2 separate regions of the Homo sapiens genome follow, and region 1 is linked to region 2. A link is an interaction called in ENCODE POLR2A ChIA-PET data of the cell type or tissue named here. Cell type or tissue: OCI-LY7. All regions are shown on one strand. Each heading gives the region's core, and the rest is flanking DNA. Links, peaks and the distances in the headings are about the cores only.

Region 1 (5,683 bases), core at 329-5,328, 530 kb before region 2:
AAACATCATGAAATACTCTCTGGCCATTAAAAAAAAAAAAAAAAAAAGAACAGCATTATATCCTGTGCAGCAACATGGATAGAGCTGGAGACCATTATTGTTAGAAAAGTAATGCAGAAGGCTGGGCGCGGTGGCTCACGCCTGTAATCCCAGCACTTTGGGAGGCCGAGGCGGGTGGATCACGAGGTCAGGAGATCGAGACCATCCCAGCTAATGTGGTGAAACCCCGTCTCTACTAAAAATACAAAAAATTAGCTGGGCGTGGTGGCGGGCGCCTGTAGTACCAGCTACTGTGGAGGCTGAGGCAGGAGAATGGTGTGAATCCGGGAGGCGGAGCTTGCAGTGAGCAGAGATCGTGCCACTGCACTCCAGCCTGGGAGACAGTGAGACTCATCTTAAAAAAAAGAAAAGAAAAGAAAAGAAAAGAAAAGTAATGCAGAAACAGAAAACCAAATGCATGTTCTCATTTATAAGTAAGAGTTAAATAATAAGAACACATGGACACAAAGTGGGGAACAACAGTAACTGAGGCCTACTTGAGGGTGGAAGGTGGAAAAACAAAGAGGGTGTGGGCATTGTGGCTCACGCCTGTATGCCACCACATTGGGAGACCAAGGCAGATGAATCACTTGAGGTCAGGAGTTCGAGACCAGTCTGGCCAACATGGTGAAACCCCATCTCAACTAAAAATACAGAAATTAGCCTGGCATGGTGATACACAGCTCTAATCCCAGCCACTCAGGAGGCAGGAGAATCGCTTGAACCTGGGAGGCGGAAGTTGCAGTGAGCCAAGATCATGCCACTGCATTCCAGCCAGGGTGACAGAGCAAGGCTTGAAAGAAAAAAAGGGAAGAGAAGGGAAGGGAAGGGAAGGGAGAGGATGGGGAGGGGAGGGGAGGGGGAAGGAGGGAGGGAGGTGAGAGAGAGAGAGAAAAGAAAAAAGAAGGAAACAAAGAAAGAAAGAAAGGAAGGAAGGAAGGAAGAAAGAAAGGGAAAAGGAAAAGAGAGAGAAAATTAGAAAAAAATACCTATTTGGTGCTATGCTTAGTACTTCAGTGAAAAAATAATTTACACACCAAACATTCATGACACGATTTTACCTATATTACAAACCTGCACATGTACCAATGAATCAAAAATAGAAGTTAAAAGGAAAAAACTCCATGGATAAGGGAGAGTGCAATATAGATGGAAGGACTGGTTTGTGCCTGGGTGGGGCTGTACTCTAATTTATTTCTCTGTTCATACAGGCAGGTGAGATTATGAACAGGTGGTCCAGAACCCTAGGTTGGTGGAGAAAACAGGTTGCTGGTGCAGATTCAGTGTCTGGGGGTGCGGATATGCCAGGAGACTTGTAGACATGTTTGTGAGTTTGTAGCAAGAAACACCAGGATCAAAAATGCTGTGGTAAAATTCCTGAGGGTGGTGCCTAGTCCTGGGAATAAGTGTGGACACGTCAATGTCTAATGGGTATGTTTGTGAGTGGCTGGGAATCCTGTGGTGGCAGCTGTGGGAAAAGGGGGTCTGTCATCAGAGCTCATATTCTTTTTTTTTCTTTCTTTCCTTTTTTTTTTCTTTTGAGACAGAGTCTAGTTCTGTCACCCAGGCTGGAGTGCAGTGGCGCAATCTTGGCTCATTGCAACCTCTGCCTCCCGGGTTCAAGTGATTCTCCTTCCTCAGCCTCCTGAATAGCTGAGATTACAAGAACGCACCACCATGCCCAGCTTATTTTTTCTATCTGTAGTAGGGACGGGGTTTTGCCACGTTGCCCAGGCTGGTCTTGAACTCCTGAGCTCAGGCAATCCACCCGCCTCGGCCTCCCAAAGTGCTAGGATTACAGGCGTGAGCCACGGCACCCGGCCAGAGCTCCTATTCTCTAATTTTTCAGTCCTCTCTCACCCTGGGAGAACTGAAATCACAGGACAATGGGCAGTGTGACAGCCTGTGTACAGGAGAGCAGAGCGTCCCATTCCCAGACATCCAGAGTTTTATTCCAGGTCAGGCCCCCGTATCTTTTTTCTGGCACCAAATCTGCAGTTTACTGAAAACCAAGCAATTCTCTAACACTAACTCATTGTCTAACATTTTATTTCTGACACCACCCAGTGTCAGCACAGGCCCTGACTCAGTCCCACACTGTCCTTACGGCAGATGCCAGGCACAAACTCCATGGGCCCATTTACATTTCTGAGCTACTGTTTAAAAATTGAGGACTCCCATAACCTTTTTCAAGTTCAATAATTTGATAAAGCTACTCATAGAACTCAGCAAATACTGTAGTTATATTTACCAGTTTATTATAAAAGATACAACCCAGGAAAAGTCAAATGGCAGACATGTATAGAACAAAGAAAGGTGGGGAAAGATGACACACATAGACAATCCAGATAAATAACTGTGATTAATAAAATTCTTCATTGTTTGTGTTCTCCAGGAACAGTTTATCGAAAGAAACACCCTTCCCATTATGACTTAGATGGTGCTCTCTTTTCTTATCTATCACATAGCAGACACCGACTCTGCACATTTTTTTTCTTATTGAAAAATCAGTTGAATTTGACTTCAGTGGTGAAAATAAAATACTTCTTAAGGAAACTTTACTTAAGTTTGTCTTTTTCCCCAAGGCTTCTGAACTTTACAAACCCATTTTATGTAACTCCAAAGAACAGGCTGACTTCAGTGTGAAACATTCTCTGATCTAAAATCTGATTTTTTCACCCTGCATTTGCCATTCCCCTTCCACCTCCTTTCTAATCTTGTTTGTTCCTCCTTAGGAAAGGAAGCCTTTGTCTGCCTGAACTTTGCAATTCTTAAAGACCTTGTAGTTGGTACTTCTGTTGCAATATTTCTTTGGAAGTCAAAATTTTTATGTAAATTCAACCTTGTTTTATTTTCAAAGTCTATAAACTGCCTCAAAACAAGAACAACTTCATCTTCAGTAAGACCCTCCCAATCCCCTTTCATTTTAACATCAACTGCATCCACCTGTGGGTCCCCAGCTTTCCAGGGCTCTGTAGCTTCTCCCAGGATAAAGACTTCTATGGCTGGGGTGAGCAGGCTGGGATATCTACAGAGGAGACTCCCCAGAAAAAACTAACTGGGCCTTTAATAAAATTTTTTTGCAGGCTCAATATTAGCCTTAGCTCTGAGCCAGTGGGCTAAAGCTTTAATTTCCATGTCAAGAGTTATTCACTTGGTCTTTGAAACTTAAGTGTTTAGCCGGGCGCAGTGGCTCACGCCTGTAATCCCAACACTTTGGGAGGCTGAGGCGGGTGGATCACAAGGTCAGGAGATCAAGACCATCCTGGCTAACATGGTGAAACGTTGTCTCTACTAAAAATACAAAAAAAAAAATTAGTCGGGCGTGGTGGCGGGCACTTGTAGTCCCTGCTACTGGGTAGGCTGAGGCAGGAGAATGGTGTGAACCCGGGAGGTGGACCTTGCAGTGAGCTGAGATCGCGCCACTGCACTCCAGCCTGGCTACAGAGCAAGACTCCGTCTCAAAAAAAAATAAACTTAAGTGTTTAAAAAATCCAGCGTTTCTTGGCTGGGCGCAGTGGCTTACGCCTGTAATCCCAGCACTTTGGGAGGCCGAGGCGGGCAGATCACCTGAGGTCAGGAGTTTGAGACCAGCCTGACCAACATGCAGAAACCCCGTCTCTACTAAAAATACAAAATTAACCAGGTGTGGTGGTGCATGCCTGTAATCCCAGCTACTCAAGAGACTGAGGCAGGAGAATAGTTTGAACCCAGGAGGCGGAAGCTGCAGTAAGCCGAGATCATGACATTGCACTCCAGCCTGGGCAATAAGAGAGAAATTCCATTTCAAAAAATAAAAAAAAAATCCAGCAGTTTCTCAAACACAGTGTTGACATAAGAGAAGAAAATTTTAGGGTGCTTATATTTCATATCTCAATAAGAAAAGCAAAAGTGTCCATTCCTTTCAAACAATAAATGCATTATTTTATTATTTCCATTAAAAGTCATATAGTAAACAATTAGTCATATGGAAACATGTCTAGGAGGTACCAAGTTTCAAATAAAATTTAGCTTAAAACTAGGAAATCAAGATAACAGGATTTGAACAGAGATATTCACTGTCACAAATTTACCCTGCAAAAAGAGGAGCTGATGCTTTCATGAATCTATGTAACTCAGCAATTATCTACCACATTTTCTTGTGAAAATGTACTCATTTTCTACAGCCAAAATGGGAAAGACATTTCCCCTATTCTTTTTCTTGGTAGCATTCTTAAACAGCCTTGAAATTTTATTGGAAATTACCAAGCCATAAAAAATACACCTGACACTGATGAAAGAAATCATAGATGGCACAAACAAATGGAAACAAATCCCACGCTCATGGATAAGTAGAATCAATATTGTGAAAATGACCATACTGCCAAAAGCAATCTACAAATTCAGTGCAATCCTTATCAAAATACCACCATAATTCTTCACAGAATTAAAAAAAATTCTAAAATTCATGTGGAACAAAAAAGAGCCTGCGTAGCCAAAACAAGGCTAAGCAAAAAGAACAAATCTGGAGGCATAACATTACCTGATTTCAAACTACACTATAAGGCCATAGTCACCAAAACAGCATGTTACTGGTTTAAAAATAGGCACATAGACCAATGGAACAGAATAGAGAACCCAGAAATAAACCCAAATACTTACAGCCAACTGATCTTCAGCAAAGCAAACAAAAACATAAAGTGGGGAAAGGACACCCTTTTCTACAAATGGTACTGGGATAATTGGCTAGCCATATGTAGGAGAATGAAACTGGATCCTCATCTCTCATCTTATACAAAAATCAACTCAAGATGGATTAAGGACTTAAACCTAAGATCGGAAACTATAAAAATTATAAAACATAACATTGGAAAAACCCTTCTAGACATTAGATTAGGCAAGGATTTCATGACCAAGAACTCAAAAGCAAATGCAATAAAAACAAAGATAAATATCAGGGACCTAATTAAATTAAATAGTTTTTACACGGCAAAAAGAACAGTCAGCAGAGTAAACAGACAACACATAGAGTGAGAAAAAATCTTCACAATCTATACGTCTGACAAAGGACTAATATCTAGAGTCTACAACAAACCCAAACAAATCAGTACAAAACAAACAATCCCATCAAAAAGTGGACTAAGGATATGAATAAACAATTCTCAAAAGAAGGTATACAAATGGCCAACAAACATATGAAAAAATCCTCAACATCACTAATGATCAGGGAAATGCAAATCAAAACCACAATGCGATACCACCTTACTCCTGCAAGAATGGCCATGATCAAAAAATCAAGAAACAGTAGATGTTGGCATGGACGTGGTGAACAGGGAACACTTCTACATTGCTGGTGGGAATGTAAACTAGAAAAGCCACTATGGAAAACACTGTGGAGATTCCTTAAAGAACTAAAAGTAGGATTACCATTTGATCCAGCAATCCCACAATTGGGTATCTACCCAGAGGAAAAGAAGTCATTATTCGAAAAATATACTTGCACACGCATGTTCATAGTGGCACATTTCACAATAGCAAAATCATGGAACCAACCCAAATCCTCATCAATCAATGAATGGATAAAGAAACTGTGGTATATATATACAATGGAATACTACACAGCCATAAAAAATGAATTAACAGCATTTGCAGTAACCTGGATGAG
Region 2 (5,683 bases), core at 318-5,317:
AAGAGACCCAGGATAATACTCATAACCCTAAGCCTAGCTATAAGAGGCAGCATCTCTCTTACTGGCTGGTTGAGGGTAGAAGAGTCATAATTGCACCTGCAAACTGGGCCAAGCTATATTTCACAATCCCACCTGTGAATAGGGAGAGAGGAGTCGCATCACGTGCGTTTTGGGTCAGGAATATGTCACAGTCTTTTCTGAGGGCAGAGACCAGACAGGAGTATCACATCACCTGAATATTTAGCCAGGAATATGTAACAAACTTCCTCTGAAAGCAGGACACAGGCAGCAGAGTCACATCACCTGGGTGCTGAGCCCAGCAATGGATAACAATGCTCTCTGTGGTCCAGGCCCAGGCAGGAGAGACACATTACCTGAGTCTAGTGATAAGTCAAAATTTTTCCTGTAGGCAGAGTGCAGGCAAAAATGGAGAGTCACTCTCCTAGGTGATTGATGCAGAGATATGTCACAAGGCCCTCTGTAGAAAGGGCCTGGGCAGGGCCAGACACGGTGGGTCACACCTGTAATCCCAGCACTTCGGGAGGCCGAAGCAGGTGGATCACGAGGTCAGGAGTTCAGACCAGCCTGGCCAACATGGTGAAACCCCATCTCCACTAAAAATACAAAAATTAGCCGGGCATGGTGGCAGGCACCTGTAATCCCAGCACTTCAGGAGACTGAGGCAGGAGAATCATTTGAACCTGGGAAGCGGAAGTTGCAGTGAGCCGAGATCGCACCACTGCACTCCAGCCTGGGAGACAAGGCGATTCTCTGTCTCAAACAAACAAAAAAAGAAAAAGAAAGGGCCTGGGCAGGAGCCTCTTATTGTATAGGTGTTAGACCTAGTAACATGTCCTAACGTCCAAAATATTCAGGGACTAAGGAAAAAAGGAGAGTCACATAACCTGAGAGCAGGGCTTAGCAATATGTAACAATGCACCTTGTGGACAGTGCCAAGGCAAGAAAAAAGACTCCCATCACCTCAGTGAAAGGCCCAGCTATGTGTCACAATGCCATCTGTGGGCAGCACCAAAGCTGGAAAAAAGTCACATCTTCAAGGTGCAAAGTCAAGCGATATGTCACAATCTCCATCTGTGGGCTGGGCCAAGGCAGGAGTCAAATCACTAAGGTGCTTAGTAGATGCATGCAATCTTACCTGCAGGAAAGTCCAGGAATGAGATTAGAAATTCCACACATGTCCAGGTTCCAGGTATGAGGGTCAACACCTCCTGTATGTTGGGTCTGTCTAAGTACGTGAGTCACAATCTCAATGGTTGACGGTATTGCAAGAGAGCCACAATTTTGTCTGCGGACTGTGCTTTTCAGTGCAGTCACAGCCTCACATGTGTACTGAATCTTGGTCTGAGAGTAACCAACCCACCTGTGGACCAGGCCCGCATATGAAAGTCAATTATCCAACTTTTGACAGCCTCCGAGTGTGAGATTCAGAAATGTTCCTAAGAGGCCGGGCGCGGTGGCTCACGCCTGTAATCCCAGGACTTTTGGGAGGCTGAGGCGGGCGTATGACCTGAGGTCTGGAGTTCGAGATCAGCCTGGCCAACATGGTGAAACCCCATCTCTAGTAAAAATAAAAAAATAAATAAATAAAAATTAGCCGGGCCTGGTGGTGCGCACCTGTAATCCCAGCTAATCGGAAGGCTGAGGCAGGAGAATCGCTTGAACCTGGAGGCGAGGTTGCAGTGAGCCGAGATCGCGCCACTACATTTCAGCCTGGGCGACATAGCAAGATTCCCTCTCAAAAAAAAAAAAAAAAAAAAAAAATTAACAACAGAAACTGAAGACCCCAGGGCCGCAGCTCCTCCTGCGCACACACCGAGTCGGGATTCTGCCCCGATCATCCGCCGGGCATCCCTGAACAATCTGGGAAATACTCGGGGCTGCTGGTGCAGAGCTGACCAGAGAGCTCCAGACAGGGTACCGCGCAGGAATGGGGCGGGACGCGGGAGGCTCGGCTGCGGGCCCAGCCGCCATCTTGCGGCCAGAGGGGCCTGGGGCGGAGCTGCGCCAGCGACCAGGACTCAGGAGCGGACTGTGAGGAGGCCGGTCCCGCCACTTTCACAGCCTGCTCTCCCCTCTCGGGATGCCTAACCCCGCACACTCACCATTTCCCAGCTTCCAGGATGTCCGGGCATCTTAGCTGTGCGTCTCCCAGGACTTGCAGATCACAGGGTAACGGAGGCTGCGACAAAGTCACCGGGGATTCCCGAGTTGGAGAACGCGGAAAAGCAGAGGCGGGTCCCAAGGTCTAGCGGGAGCTGGAGACAAAGGCCCCGCCAAAAGCCGGAAGCCACGGCCCCCTCTCCAACTGCGCGTCTGATTGGGTGGTTCCCACGCCAGCGCCACTGATTGGATAAAGCTCCAGGACCCACCCTCCCTAGCGTTTGCGCATTTTATGGACAGGGAAACAGGCTCAAGTAGGCGGGGCACATGCCCAGGGAATTACAGCTAATCAAGTGAGCTGAGCCTTGAAATGCACTTGCTTTTTTCCTTCCCTGGGTCAGCTTGTATAGTGCATCTTAGTAGCTACTGAAGGGGAAGAAACAGAACATTTGGATACCCTTTTAACAACTTTTTAATTATGTTGACAATGCAGCAAAGACCCTCGTCCCATCCCTGAGGGTCTCTCTCACCGTGCTGTACCACACTGCTGTACACATCTTGGGATGACCATTAGGAACGGGGAAGCAGCTGGGGCTAGGGATAGATAAACATGAATTATGTTGCCTAAATTTGCTCATTTTAGAAAAACATCTAAACCAATCTCTGTGAAGTGGCTATTATCAGGGTAATTGTGCCCTGACTGTGCTACATCTCAATCTGACTTCTCTTTTTTTAAAATAACTGCATTACTCTCATTAACGGGGTTATTTCACTTTCTATTGGAAAATCGCCAATTGTCCTCTGTAGGTGTCCTGATGTAATTTGCTAGTTTAGACCCTGGAGGTAGGGATAAGAAAATACTTGAGCTACATCAGAACACCTAACTCAACTGGAGGATATATAGAAATTCCTTAATAATATCTAACAGTTTTCTCAATACCCATTATATTTAACAGTGATAGCTTGGAGGGCTGAGAGGTGAAACAGATGACACAACCTTAGAAGTTCACTTTTGTTGCCGGCGTGGTGGCTCACGCCTGTAATCCCAGCACTTTGGGAGGCCGAGGCGGGCGGATCACGAGGTCAGGAGATGGAGACCATCCTAGCCAACATGGTGAAACCCCGTCTCTACTAAAAGTACAAAAAAATTAGCCGGGCGTGGTGGAGCATGCCTGTAATCCCAGCTACTCGGGAGGCAGAGCCAGGAGAATCCCTTGAATCAGGGAGTTGGAGGTTGCAGTGAGCCGAGATCGCGCCACAGCACTCTAGCCTAGCGACAGAGCGAGACTCCGTCTCAAAAAAAAAAAAAAGATTGTCTTCATCCAAGCCAGTTTCCATTTCTTGGACACACATTGCTGGTCAGCCAATCAGATGCTGGTATTGAGGTGAAAACAGAAACGATTTCTGCCTCTGGATTCTCTGAGATTCGTGGGAAAAATGGTATCCCTAAAAAACAAAGCAAGACACAAAAACCTGACCCCGGTGAGATGGTGCAAGAACTTGCAAAGTAAAATGCACTTGGAAACTCCCTGGGACATAGTGCAGTGTCTCCTGAGAGGTCATAAAAGAGGTGGGTTTCAGAAAATAAATCTAATCACGCATTCCATTTGTTTAAAATTCTCATTTACCCTTTTTTTTTTTTTCCTGTAAGGTGTGTTTTTTATGGCTGAGTGAATTTCAAACAGAATTCCAAGGCTTATCTTTTAAAATGCTACCAAAGAAAAGAATAGGTAAAATATATTTTCCGTTTTGGCTGTAAAAAATGCATACATTAAAAAAAAAGTGGTAGATAATGGGCAAGTTACAAGATTCGCAAAAACATCAGTTCCTCTTTGTGCAGGGTAAATTTGTGACATTGACTATACCTGTTCTACATCCTGTTATCTTGATTTCTGGGTTTAATGTCAAATTTTGTAAGATGAAACTTGGAACCTACTAAAAGTGTTCCCATATGACTAATTACTACATGATTTTTAATGGAAATAATATAATAACACACTTATTGTCTGAAAGGAATAGATACTTTTGCTTTTCTTACTGAGGTATGAAATGTAAGCACCTTAAAATTTCCTCTTTTTTTTTGTGGCAGAGTCTCGCTCTGTCGCCCAGGCTGGAGTGCAGTGGCACAATCTCGGCTCACTGCAACCTTTGCCTCCCGGGTTCAGGCAATTCTCCTGAGTAGCTGAGATTACAGGTGCCTGCCACCATGCCTGGCTAATTTTTGTATTTTTAGTAGAGATGGGGTTTCGCCATGTTGTTCAGGCTGGTCTCGAACTCCTGACCTCAGGTGATCCACCCTCCTTGGCCTCCCAAAGTGCTGGGATTACAGGCATGAGCCACCGCACCTGGTCTCCTTTTTTTATATAAACACTGTTTGGGTAATTTCGCTGGATTTTTCAAACACTTAAACTTCCAAAAACCAAGTGAATAACTCTGACATGGAAATTAAAGCTTGCACCCAGTGACTCCAAGCTAAAGCTAATATTGATCCTGCAATAGGAGGTTATTAAAGGCCCAGTTTGTTCTTCCTTGGGAGCTTCCTGGGCAGATGTCCAAGTCCTGAAAGAAGACTATATACTGAGAGAAGCTACAGAGCCCTGGAAAGCTGGGGACCCACAGGCAGATGCATTTAAGGTTAAGATGGAAGGGGACTGACATACTCTTTTTTTTTTTTTTTTTTTTTTGTGAGACAGAGTTTTGCTCTTGTTGCCTAGGCTGGAGTGCAATGGCGCCATCTCGGCTCACTGCAACCTCTGCCTCCTGGGTTCAAGTGATTTTCCTGCCTCCTGAATAGCTGGGATTACAGGCATGCACCACCACGCCCAGCTAATTTTCTATTTTTAGTAGAGACGGAGTTTCTCCATGTGGGTCAGGCTGGTCTCAAACTTCTGACCTCACGATCCACGTGCCTCGGCCTCCCAAAGTGCTGAGATTACAGGCATGAGCCACCGCGCCCGGCCTGAAAGATTCTTTTTTTTTTTTTTTTTTTGAGACAGAGTCTCGCTCTGTCACCCAGGCTGGAGTGCAGTGGCACACTCTCGGCTCACTGCAACCTCCACCTCCCGGGTTCAAGTGATTCTCCTGCCTCAGCCTCCTGAGTAGCTGGGACTACAGGCGCGTGCCACCACGCCCAGCTAATTCTTTGTATTTTTAGTAGAGACGGAGTTTCACAGTGTTAGCCAGGATGGTCTCGATCTCTTGACCTTGTGATCCACCCGCCTCAGCCTCCCAAAGTGCCGGGATTACAGGTGTGAGCCACCGCACCTGGCCCCCTGAAAGATTCTTCCTGAAGATAATATTGTTCTTGTTTTGAGGCCGTTTCTAAAAGTTGTAAAATAAAACAGATTTATGTAGAATAATTTAAAATCCAAAGAAGTATTGAAACAGGAAGAAGTACTAATTATAAGAGCATTAAGGATTGCAAAGGATAGGCAGACCAGGGCTTTCTTTCATAGGGAGGAGCAAACAAGATTTAAAGATAAGGTAGGAGGAGAATGGCAAATGGAGAGTGAAAAAAATCAGATTCTGGTTCAGGAGAATCTTAGGAGGGACATAAAATGGG

Evidence for each region. Peaks named below come from ENCODE experiments on the same cell type or tissue, not always from the same donor. Only the 100,000 strongest peaks of a DNase experiment are listed, where the experiment ranks them.
Region 1: POLR2A ChIA-PET joins it to region 2 with 10 read pairs; 5 of 35 experiments call an interaction of 5 or more read pairs at or near these places.

What each region holds. Positions count from the first base shown.
Region 1 is chr19:21,320,741-21,326,423 of GRCh38, forward strand. The region is part of intron 1 of ZNF708 (zinc finger protein 708); the gene reads right to left. Among named protein-coding and RNA genes, the nearest start is that of ZNF708, 5.8 kb to the right of the region's middle. In OCI-LY7, for the core only: no CTCF peak of the experiment used is centred there; no DNase peak of the experiment used is centred there.
Region 2 is chr19:21,849,782-21,855,464 of GRCh38, forward strand. It overlaps a transcript of ZNF43 not described here. Among named protein-coding and RNA genes, the nearest start is that of ZNF43, 16 kb to the left of the region's middle. In OCI-LY7, for the core only: no CTCF peak of the experiment used is centred there; a DNase peak (open chromatin) is centred at 2,360; H3K4me3 peaks cover 2,239 bases; H3K27ac peaks cover 593 bases.